Regions from separate parts of the Homo sapiens genome. Here region 1 is linked to region 2. The links are chromatin loops, found by intact Hi-C in ENCODE. Cell type or tissue: ascending aorta. All regions are shown on one strand. Region 1 overlaps GRK5 (G protein-coupled receptor kinase 5). Region 2 overlaps GRK5 (G protein-coupled receptor kinase 5).

Evidence for each region. A loop is a pair of places that touch in the nucleus more often than their neighbours do. Peaks named below come from ENCODE experiments on the same cell type or tissue, not always from the same donor. Only the 100,000 strongest peaks of a DNase experiment are listed, where the experiment ranks them.
Region 1: a loop joins it to region 2, with 4 times the contacts of the local background. A loop is called at or near these places in 2 of 110 quality-filtered maps.

Annotation. Positions count from the first base shown.
Region 1 is chr10:119,439,000-119,443,999 of GRCh38, reverse strand. It overlaps GRK5 (G protein-coupled receptor kinase 5), which reads right to left. Exons shown (of 16, transcript NM_005308.3): 10 at 4,232-4,269; 11 at 1,912-2,001; 12 at 248-456. Among named protein-coding and RNA genes, the nearest start is that of MIR4681, 64 kb to the right of the region's middle. In ascending aorta, no CTCF peak of the experiment used is centred here; DNase peaks (open chromatin) are centred at 2,329 and 2,579; H3K27ac peaks cover 4,338 bases.
Region 2 is chr10:119,312,467-119,317,466 of GRCh38, reverse strand. All of the region lies in intron 1 of GRK5 (G protein-coupled receptor kinase 5), which reads right to left. Among named protein-coding and RNA genes, the nearest start is that of GRK5-AS1, 24 kb to the left of the region's middle. RefSeq lists enhancers at 1-130, 131-764, 1,397-1,536, 1,580-1,749, 1,399-2,032 and 6 more. In ascending aorta, no CTCF peak of the experiment used is centred here; DNase peaks (open chromatin) are centred at 536, 1,736, 2,166, 3,208 and 1 weaker place; H3K4me3 peaks cover 675 bases; H3K27ac peaks cover 5,000 bases.

The sequences.
Region 1 (5,000 bases), 130 kb before region 2:
CTCACCCCTCTTCCCTTGGTTCCTGGGTGTCCCTGCCCCACCCAGGCTTTCTCCTGGAAGTCTCCGCTGACCACCCCAGTCCACAGCAAGGAGTGCCCTCAACTCTAGCTTGGTGGGCTGCAACCCCCACCCCCATGCTCAGACCCCTGTCCCTTCAGCCTGTTTGCTGTTCTGGGGACAGACTGGGGCCAGGCCCAGGGAGGGGAGCCACCAGCTTGAGGGTGGCATCTGGCCACCAGGAGCTCACCATCTTGCAGATGGACTTGGCCTCCTCGGAGAACTTGTGGGAGTACACCTCCTCCGTCTCCAGGACCCGGCGGTCCACCTCCTCCCGCTTCACCTTCTCCTTGCGGCCGCGGAACGGCGACTGGCCCTCGATCATCTCATAGATGAGGCAGCCAAGGCCCCAGTAGTCGGGGCTCAGGCCGTACCTCTGGTTGTTCAGGACCTCTGGAGCTGGGGGCAGAGGAGAGGAGAGAGGAGTGAGGAGGAGGGAGACAGCTGGTGGCGCTGCTCACAGAAGGCCTGGAGTTTCATGGCCGCCACCAACTCTTACCCCACCAACTGCTGTGAATACCACCCCCTCCAGGGAGCTTGCCCTGATGACTCTCCTCTGTGCCCCCGAAGGACTTTGACTGTAGCTTTAGAACTCTGACCACCGTGGATGGAGGTGTCCTGCACTCTTGATGTCCCCTCGCCTAGAACATGAGCTACTTTATTCACTACCGTAACAATATGACACCTGGCACAGAACAGGTGCTATCAGTATATTTGTTTCAATGAATAAAGGTGTATCTACCCAAATTAAAGATGATCTTAAATTTATCTGTAATTCAAACAATCTCTTGCTATGTCTTCTGTACCACTTTGATAAACCGAATTACAGATTTACCATAGAAATACAGAAAAGATAGTTCTGCAGCATCAGCACGTATGTCTGGAGGGAAATGCATCCACACATGTGCTGGTTTGCACACAAGAGCCGGGGCAGACAGATGCATGGAACACTCTGCAAAAGGAGACCCAGGCAAATGCACACACAGGTAGGCAGATCTATCATCCACCCATCCATCATCCATCATCCATCCAACCATCCATCCACCCGCCCACCCGCCTACCTATCAATCATCGATCAGCATTCATGTGGGCACACACACACTCACATACACACAGACACACACTCCACAGGTTGCCAAATGTCATGCAATCTGAAAAGGACCCTCTAGCACCAGAGACAAGGCACACCTCCTGTGCAGCTGCTGTCAGTACCAGCCTGACTAGAGGGCGGCAGCGTGCCTGCTCCCCGGGCACGCGCCTCTCAGGGGAAGGAGGGTAGGTGTGTGAAATGCACAGGAGGAAGCCCAGGGCGTGCCCCCAATTGGACGGGGGATTCTAGGGCACAGGACTTAACTCTGGGTCTCTTCCCTGCAACCCCCAGGACGCTGGTCTCAGAGCAGACTGAGGAAAGGTGGCAGGAGCCCAAGGCTGCTCTCTACTGGAATCATGCTTGGTGACACAGCAGCTGTGCGCGCCTCTCATTTGCGGGCTCTTGTGAATTACCTCCTTCCTCTCAAAGGCCTCTCCTCCCAGACCCCTGCTTCAATGTGGCCTCCCCTAGCAGCGCTGTATGCCAGGCCCCGACCCCTAAGAGTGGCTTGGCTTTGGACACAGGTGGGGCTGGGGGCCTGGGAGTGCAGAGAGCTCAGAGCAGTCATCACATCTGGGGCCCCTGTGCTCCCCCTCCCCCTGGCTAAGGCCGCCCCCCAGCAGCCCTGCAGAGACTGTGACTCTGTGTGTGATCAGCAGTGCATGAAGAGGCGAGAGGCTCTGCGGGCAGGCTCTGGGGGCTCGGCCGGCGGTGAGCAGGTGGTGGGTCTCAAGGTGCATTGACACAGGCAGCCCAGCACTCACCCATGTAGCCAACAGTGCCCACCCGGCCGCGGATCAGGTCTCCCTCGGGGATCTTCACAGCCAAGCCCAGGTCTGAGATCCTAATGTGGCCTGAGGGGGACAGCAGGGTCAGTGGGTCCCTGGGACAGCCGCATGGGCACCCGGCCTTGCTGTGTGCCCTTGGGCAAGGCATACGAGCTCTCGGCATTCTCATCTGTCCAAGGACAACAGGGACCCCAATCTGCCATCTCAGAGTGACCACAAGAGCCTTGGGAGAGTGCAGGTGTGGGAGGACACAGGAAAATGCCCACTCTTCAGGAGTGGAACATAAAGATGCAATAGGATGCCTGGACCCGGCTGGACGTTGACCGACCTGCCTAGTCAAAGGCTGAATGGGCTTCCTGGAACGCTGAGGTCAGAGAATCTTGGCTTGGTTCTGGGATTACTTCATGGGAAAAATGTGAGGTTCTTCTGGCATTATGCAACAATTTGCTTAAGGGGAAAAAATTATAAAACGATTTGGGAAGCAGCTCCCCGGCCTGCCTTGTTGGTCTCTGGAGATTGGTTGTTTTTCACTTTAGAGAAACGAGAAGGGAAAACATCTGGTCTGACCTGGCAGAGCCTGGAGATGAATCCCAGCTCACAGCCCAGGACTGAGCCCCCAGAGCGGGAGACGCTGAGCTGAGGCTCCACTTTGGTCTTTGTCCCTCCCACAGCCCACCTGGGCAGGGTCGCGGCCACAACTTACCCCACAGGAAGGAACACGTCCCCTTCCCTTCCCTGCCTATGGACACCAGGGCCCCACCCCCATCCCTCCAGCCTAGATGTCAGCAAGGGCCAGTGTCGAGACCCCGCCAGGCTGGAGCCGTGTGGACTCCCTGGCTCGGTGGGGGCTGACAGTCAGGATAGCAGAGGAGCAGCGTGGGCTTGGTTCTTAGACCAAGGGAGGCACCGGGCACATCCAGAGAGGGGCGGCAGGCCTGGGCCCTCCGACCGCCCCTCCACAGGGCAGTATCCCATGCAGACCTCTCTTCAGGTCATCAGCGACCCGGTTTCTCCCCTCCCTCTACTGGGGGCTGCCAGGTTCTGGGGCCTGGTGGGAGGAGACCCAGTTTCTGCCCTCAGCTCCCCACTGATGCTGCTGGGTGACTTTGGCAGGATGGCTCCCCTGAGGCTCAGTTTTGTCATCTGTTAAATGGGCACAGAGATGCTGCCTTGCCCTTCTCTGTGCAGGTGGGAAGATCTAGTCAGATCAAAGGTGTGGAAACCGGTGGCTCATGCCTGTAATCCCAGCACATAGGGAGGCCAAGGAGGGCAGATCACTTGAGGTCAGGAGTCTGAGACCAGCCTGGTCAACATGGCAAAACCCCATTTCTACCAAAGATACAAAAATTAGCCGGGCGTGGTGGCACGTGCCTGTAATCTCAGCTACTTGGGAGGCTGAGGCAGCAGAATCACTTGAACTTGGGAGGTAGAGGTTGCACTGAGTTGAGATTGCACCACTGCACTCCAGCCTGGGCAACAAGAGTAAAACTACATCTCAAAAAAAAAAAAAAATACAAAAACTAGCCAGGTGTGGTGGCGTGCACCTGTAATCCCAGCTACTTGGGAGGCTGAGGCAGGAGAATCACTTGAACCTGGGAGGCAGAGGTTGCAGTAGGCCGAGATCACGCCATTGCACTCTAGCCTGAGCAAGTGAGACTCTGTCTCAAAAAAAAAAAAAGAAGGTATAGGAACTATTTTCCAGGTGTGAGGCTAAACAGCTGTGAGGGGTACTGTGGTTGTTCTTATTATTCAGTGTCCACAGCCAAGAGAAAATAATGATGGTAATGCACAAACGTAATGCCTGAGACATTTACAGCTGGCTAGACTGACAAGCAATTCCCTCTCAAGCTGTCATGTAGAAGCCTCTCCACCACCCTCTTCCTTCTGGGTGGGCAGGGCAGGGCAGGACGCTTTGTTTCCATTTTACAAACAAGATGAGAGGTGGAGAACTTGATGGAAGTTAAGTATTTGCCCAGCATCTCTGAAATTCTGGACTCCTTGTTCAGTGCACTGTAGAGACCACGCCCGGCCAGAAGTTATTTTAACACTTAGAGCCTTATGGTCAAAGGGAATTTCAAAAACTCTGAATTTCAAAGTCTCTCTGAACACTGCCTGTTCACCAAGCGGAGCTCTGTTCACACTCACAGCTTTCCCCCTTCCCCAGGTACCCAGCACTGAGCAGTGGGAGTGGGGCCCGTGGTCAGCTTCCCCAGCCCTCTCTGAGAATCCCTGGGAGGCCCTTTGCTTTCTTGGGGTTGCAATGCTCACCTCAGCTACCGAGTAGGAAAAGACTTACCATAATCATCTAACAGGATGTTTTCAGGTTTCAGATCTCTGAAAGGAAAAACAACAAGCATCAGAGTGTGGGCATTCTGGGCAGGTAGGATACACTGGCATCTGGGTCGACCCCTCGGGCTAATCAGGCCTGAGTGGCCACAGTGTGTTTCCTTCCCACCTCCTGGCTCAGGCTGTCTGGTTTGAGTCAAAATGATCTTCAGCTAATTTTTCTCCTTCCAGTAATTTAAAGCAACACTGCCGTTTGCCACAGGCATTTCCCAATCCTGGAGGGTGACTGGGAAAGTTAGGAAAAGGCCAGTCATGGCCCCTGTTCACACATCAATGACTGCAGGTCTGAGGATACTCCAAGGCTGAGAAGACCCTGCAGGTCTCAGGAAGCCCTGAAGGCAGAACAGGGCCTGGAATGAAGGGAGCTGTGCAATTGGGAAGAGAGGATCAAAGGGGAGAAGGTGGGGACACAGGAAAAAGACCCCCTTTGGGATGGGGCCTGCAGGAGACTGGCATATCCCCCAACACCAGCTACGCTACAGCCTGGGAGAAAGAACAGCTACGGGGCATGGCATAGGTGTGGCTGCCTTATCCTGTCCCTAATGTCTCCTCTCTTGATGACAGGATCTTGCTCACAAGTAAGGGAGCCTCTGCATTCCCAGGATGAGGGGAGAGCCAGCAGAGGAGCTGCTTTTATAGGAAAAGGTCTTCTCTATGGGTAAAAGAACAGCCAAGAGGAGAGTGTGTGCAACTCAGTTAAGCCATGGGGCAAACAGTAC
Region 2 (5,000 bases):
TCCCCCCAACTCTCCCCCAGGCCCTGATCATCTCCCTGTGAAGTTGGGCAGAAGTCACCTCAAGCCTCACACCTATTTTGGGCACACACACACACACACACACACACACACACACACACCCATCTACTGAATGCCTCTTTGCCTTCTGGTGACCCTTGGACCTTTATTGTTTACAGATCCCAGAGAAAAGAGAGTCATCCCTGGGGATGGGAAGGCAGGATCCGCAGTGGACCTGCCGTGCTTTCTGGACCCTGAATAAGTGGGGGCCTGTTTTCCCATGGGCCACACTCCTCTGGGGCAGACTCCTGGCATCTCCACAGATCAGGACACTCTCACGTCTTTGCATAGGCCCCAACTTGTCACTGTATAATAAAGAATCTGACTGGCTTTTGTCCCTGGTTCCTGAGAGGTAGTCTCTAAGTCCTTGGAATTTTCTGAGTAATAGGAGTGTCTTTTTCATTCATGGTAGGCCCCTGAAGCCATATCTGAGTTTACGCTAACAAGATGACTCATGAGGGGGGCTGGGCATGTCAGAGAGACCAGCCATGGGATTAGAAGGTTGAGGCTTTGGGCCACGTGGTATCACCCTGACTTCCAGGGAGGGACGGGGGGCCAGACACTGGGTTCGACCATGTGCCCAGTGATTCCATCAATCATGCCAAAATCATGATGCTCCAGTAAAAACTCCAGACACTGAGGCCTGGGTGAGCTTCCTGGTAATCACACACCAATGTGCCAGGAGGTGGCACATCCATGGCAGCTTCACATCTGGGACTCTCAGGCCTTGCCCTGGGCACCTCTCCCTGTCAAGGGTTTGGGTATCTTTTTGCAACAATAGAACTGTAATTGTCAGTGTAGCGCTGCACTGGGTTCTGCGAGGGAGTCTAGCGAATTATCCAACCTGAGAGCTTCAGGGGAATCCCTGAATCTGTTGCCGTGGTCAGAAGTGCCAGTGGCCTGGGGACCCCCACCCTTGTGGCAGGTGCCTGGAGTGAGGGTGGTCTTGTGAAGACTGTGCTCTTCATTTGTGATGTCTGCACTAATCCTGGGTAGTTAGAACTGTGTTGCAGCTGTTGAGGCTGCTATGTCTTCAGGAACCTTCAGCACCCTTCAGCCCAGCTCACTACCCATCTCCCAGAATCCTGATTCCAAAGGCTCAAGGAGCAAATCTGATTGGCCAACTCATCTTTTCTCTCCAGGCCACATGTCACAGGTGACTCTAGAGTTTGAAACAATTCAGTGGGTCTGGTCCTTGTATGGAGAGGGCAGGGTGACATGGCATGGCCAGCCCAGCTCTCAGCTCAGAGCAGAAGCCCCTGGGTTGGGGCCAGGCACAACCAGACGTAGCAGGAATGGGGCCACAGAAACTATCACCCCCATTTCCAGAATAGTCTGGGGGCACTGCTGGTTAAAGGCACAAGGACATGGGGTAGCGAGGGGCACAGGTTACAGAGACCCCAGGACTTCCCAGCAGAAACTGGCTTGTGGTTCAGAAAAGTCAGCATTATGCTAATGCAGGGGACCACATTTGTTAGAAACCCAAACTATGTCATGAAGCGGGGTCTTTCGACTATGAATTTGGAGGGGGAGGAAGGAAAGCCCTGAAAACCGGAGAAGCTGCTCTCAACGCAACTGAATCAGTCTGGGAGGGTCTCAGGTGTCGCAGTGACTGCATGTGGAAGGATCACTCTACCGCGTTCCCAGCCACAAAAGGCCGATGACTCATCTGCAGAGTGGAAGGCAGTGTCACAATTCTGCCTGTGATGTCTGCAGGACTAAAGACTCCATCCAGTTCTTTTCTACCCAGGTGGGCTTTCAGGACTCAGCTCCCACTGTGCTGCCAGCAGGGCTGGATTTCCAGAAAATATCACCGTGGGGAGGCTGTGGGTGTTCTCAGAGTCAGATCTGGCCTGGGCAAAGTGGAGGCGGCCAGCTGTTCTGATGAGAATGGGTTACCCCTGTGTCTACTGCCTCCTGTTCCTCCCTCCCCTCCACTGATGCTTATTTTCCATCCACCAGGGCTCTGCCACCTTTGCCACCCCCAGAGAGGCACCTCCAGCTGAAACTGATGAGGTGGGCATGTGGCTTCTCACTGATTCTAAGTCTCTTTTCATCCAGGCCCGAACAAGGCGAGATCCCAATTACAGGCCTGATCAGGGGCTGCGTCACCGAGTGACTCAAGCCTTTTCAGAAGCAACATGACTCCAGCCAAGTGTATTGAGGTGACCTCAGCCTGTAGGGTACTTTCTCCAACCCGATGCACTTGGCAACCACTGTGAAAGGGAGACAGGCCCCTGGTATGGGGCGGGGGTAGGAGAAAGCACCACCCCTCTGGCCTCAGTTTCTTCACCTGAGATCCAGGAGGGTTACACCAGGACAGGGCGCAGAGCCGCTTCTGTCAAGAGTTTTCTTGAAGATCCCCATAAGTGAGACAGACGATGGGGAGCCCACTGAGTGGGCAAGGCAGGGAAGGGATGGAGTGGGGCAGATACAGGCCAAGGGTCTCGTTCTGTCTCTATGGCTCTCACCTTCTGAGAACAGCCAGCCCCTGCCTGGGTCCCTGACTCGGTGCACCTTCTCTACACAGCCTTTCTGCACAATCTCCAGAATCATGGGGAATCCAGCCTCAGTCCTCATCCTGCCCTCGGTTCCTCCATTACTACGCTGCCCCAGAGTGCTGGAGCTGCGAGGTCAAGGTCTAGTGGCGTCAGGAGGAGACTGCTCCCAGTAACTATCCCCAGATTGAGAGGTTTAGAAGAAAACATGAAGGGCTGCCAAAATACCTGTGACCCAGAATCTCTCGAGATGGGGCTTGTGCAGTGCCTCTGGATGGCATGGGTCCACTGTTCCCTGGGGCAGGAAGCATCAGGAGCTTTTAGGCGCCATGGTCCTGCTGCCTTTGAGTGTATCCCGCACTTTCCTAGCTGAGCATAGGACCCCAGGTGGCAGGCAAGAGAGGGAAGTGGGGTGGTCTGGGGGGCACAGAGCCTCTCCCTGTCCAAGGGTGCATTCCGCGGCTGGCACCACCAGCTTCACCACTTGGTGGGGACTGGCTCTTTTCACATGAGGAGAACCACTTCAGAGACCTAAGGAATGGGCCGAGTTGTGCAGGATCCAGCCCCAGGTTCCATTCAAAGGGCTGACACTCTGATGTGGGCACAGCCAGGCCAGGGAGCAGCTGCCAGAACTGTCAGGCCAGGAGGCGGCGAGAGGGGCTGGAACCCTTTCTGGGCCTGCTGGCCGCCTGCCGCTCAGTCAGGGGCTTGCTATGCTCAAGGATTCCACCCAAAGTGGGGGCAAAAGCCACGGGGTAGATGCGAACCGGGGCATCATACACCCCAGCCCTCCCAGTGGCTCTGTCCTCTACAGGAGCGGAACTGGGGAGCAAAGACACAGTTCTCCTGACCCCAGAAAGTTCCCTGTGCCACAGTTCTCAGCTATGAGTGTCTGAAATGTCTTGGCTGGATGGTGTGAGGCGCGTGGGGCGGCCCGGGGCATCTGGGGCCTGCGGTCTGTGGGCAGGTGCCAGCACCTCCAGGCCCCTCCTCACGGCCACAACACAGTTGGGGTTTCCAAAGCAGAAAAACCTCAGCCTCAACCAGAGGGATCCCACAACCTCAAATGAGGAAAACCAAAACCAACACCAGGCTGGGTAACTGGTCGCCATGGGGATGGGGACAGGGCCCCTCCCAGCACATGGGGCCTGAGAGAGAGGAGCACTCTGGTGTGACCCAGGGGAGGTGGAGAGGCTGGGGACAGTCCCTCCCAGGAAACCCTTCCAGGGAGGGTGGTGCTGACACCAGGCCACCTCCCCCACAAAGGCTACCTCCCCTCCCTGACAGCTGCACTGTTCACCAGGACACAACCGTCCACTGCCTCATGACATCTTCACTGCAATGTAAGCGGGTGTCACTGCACTGCTATCTAAGCCTTGCTACATACCACCTGTGTGGCCTTGGTTAAGTCCCTCCGTGTTTTCTCCTGCAAACTGAGACACTGCTACCCACCTGGCATTGCTCTGTTAAGGATTAGCACCATATGCAAAATACCTAGCACCTCATAGGTGCCACTAAATGTAGCCATTGCCACCACCACTCATTACCACCATCATCACCACCACCCTCCCCATCACCACCACCACTGCCATTGCCACCACCATCATCACCACCACCATTACCACCATCCCCATCACCACTATTACCACCACCATCACCACCACCATTACCACCACCATCATCACTACCGTCACCACCACCACTACCATTACCACCACCATCATCATCACCATCACCACCACCACTACCATTACCACCACCATCACCACTACCATCATTACCATCATCACCATCACCACTACCATCATTACCATCACCACCATCACCACCACCACCACCATCACCACCACCATCATCATTACCACCACCACCATCACCACTGCCATTACCACTACCATCACCGTCACGACCACCATTACCACCACCATCAGCATCACCATCACCACAGCCACCAGCACCACCATTACCACCATCACTACCACCATCACCACTACTATCAGGCTCTGTGGGTGAGAGAACTGAGGACACAGAGCTGGCAAGGGACAAACAGCAGGTCTCAAGACTAGGTCCTCTGACATCTGACTCTAAGTTCAGCTATGTCTCTACCCTACTATGCCCTACATACACACACATACTCCCAGAGCTTCCACATCAGCATGATGCCAGCGTCTGTCCCGACATTGCCAGGGGTGCCACAGGAAGCAGGAAGTCTCACAGGGGCACCATGATTCGGCCCCTACTGCCTCCCTGACTTCACCTCCTCCCACTCTCACCTCTACTCACTCCATTCCAGCCACACTCTTCTCCTCAAACACCCCAGGCATGTTCCTGCCTGAGGATTTTTTCTGCAAAGGGCCAGATAGGGTCTCTGGGTCACAGAGACAGTATGTAGACAAATGAGCATGGCTGTATTCCCATAAAACTTCATTTACAAAAACAGGCAGT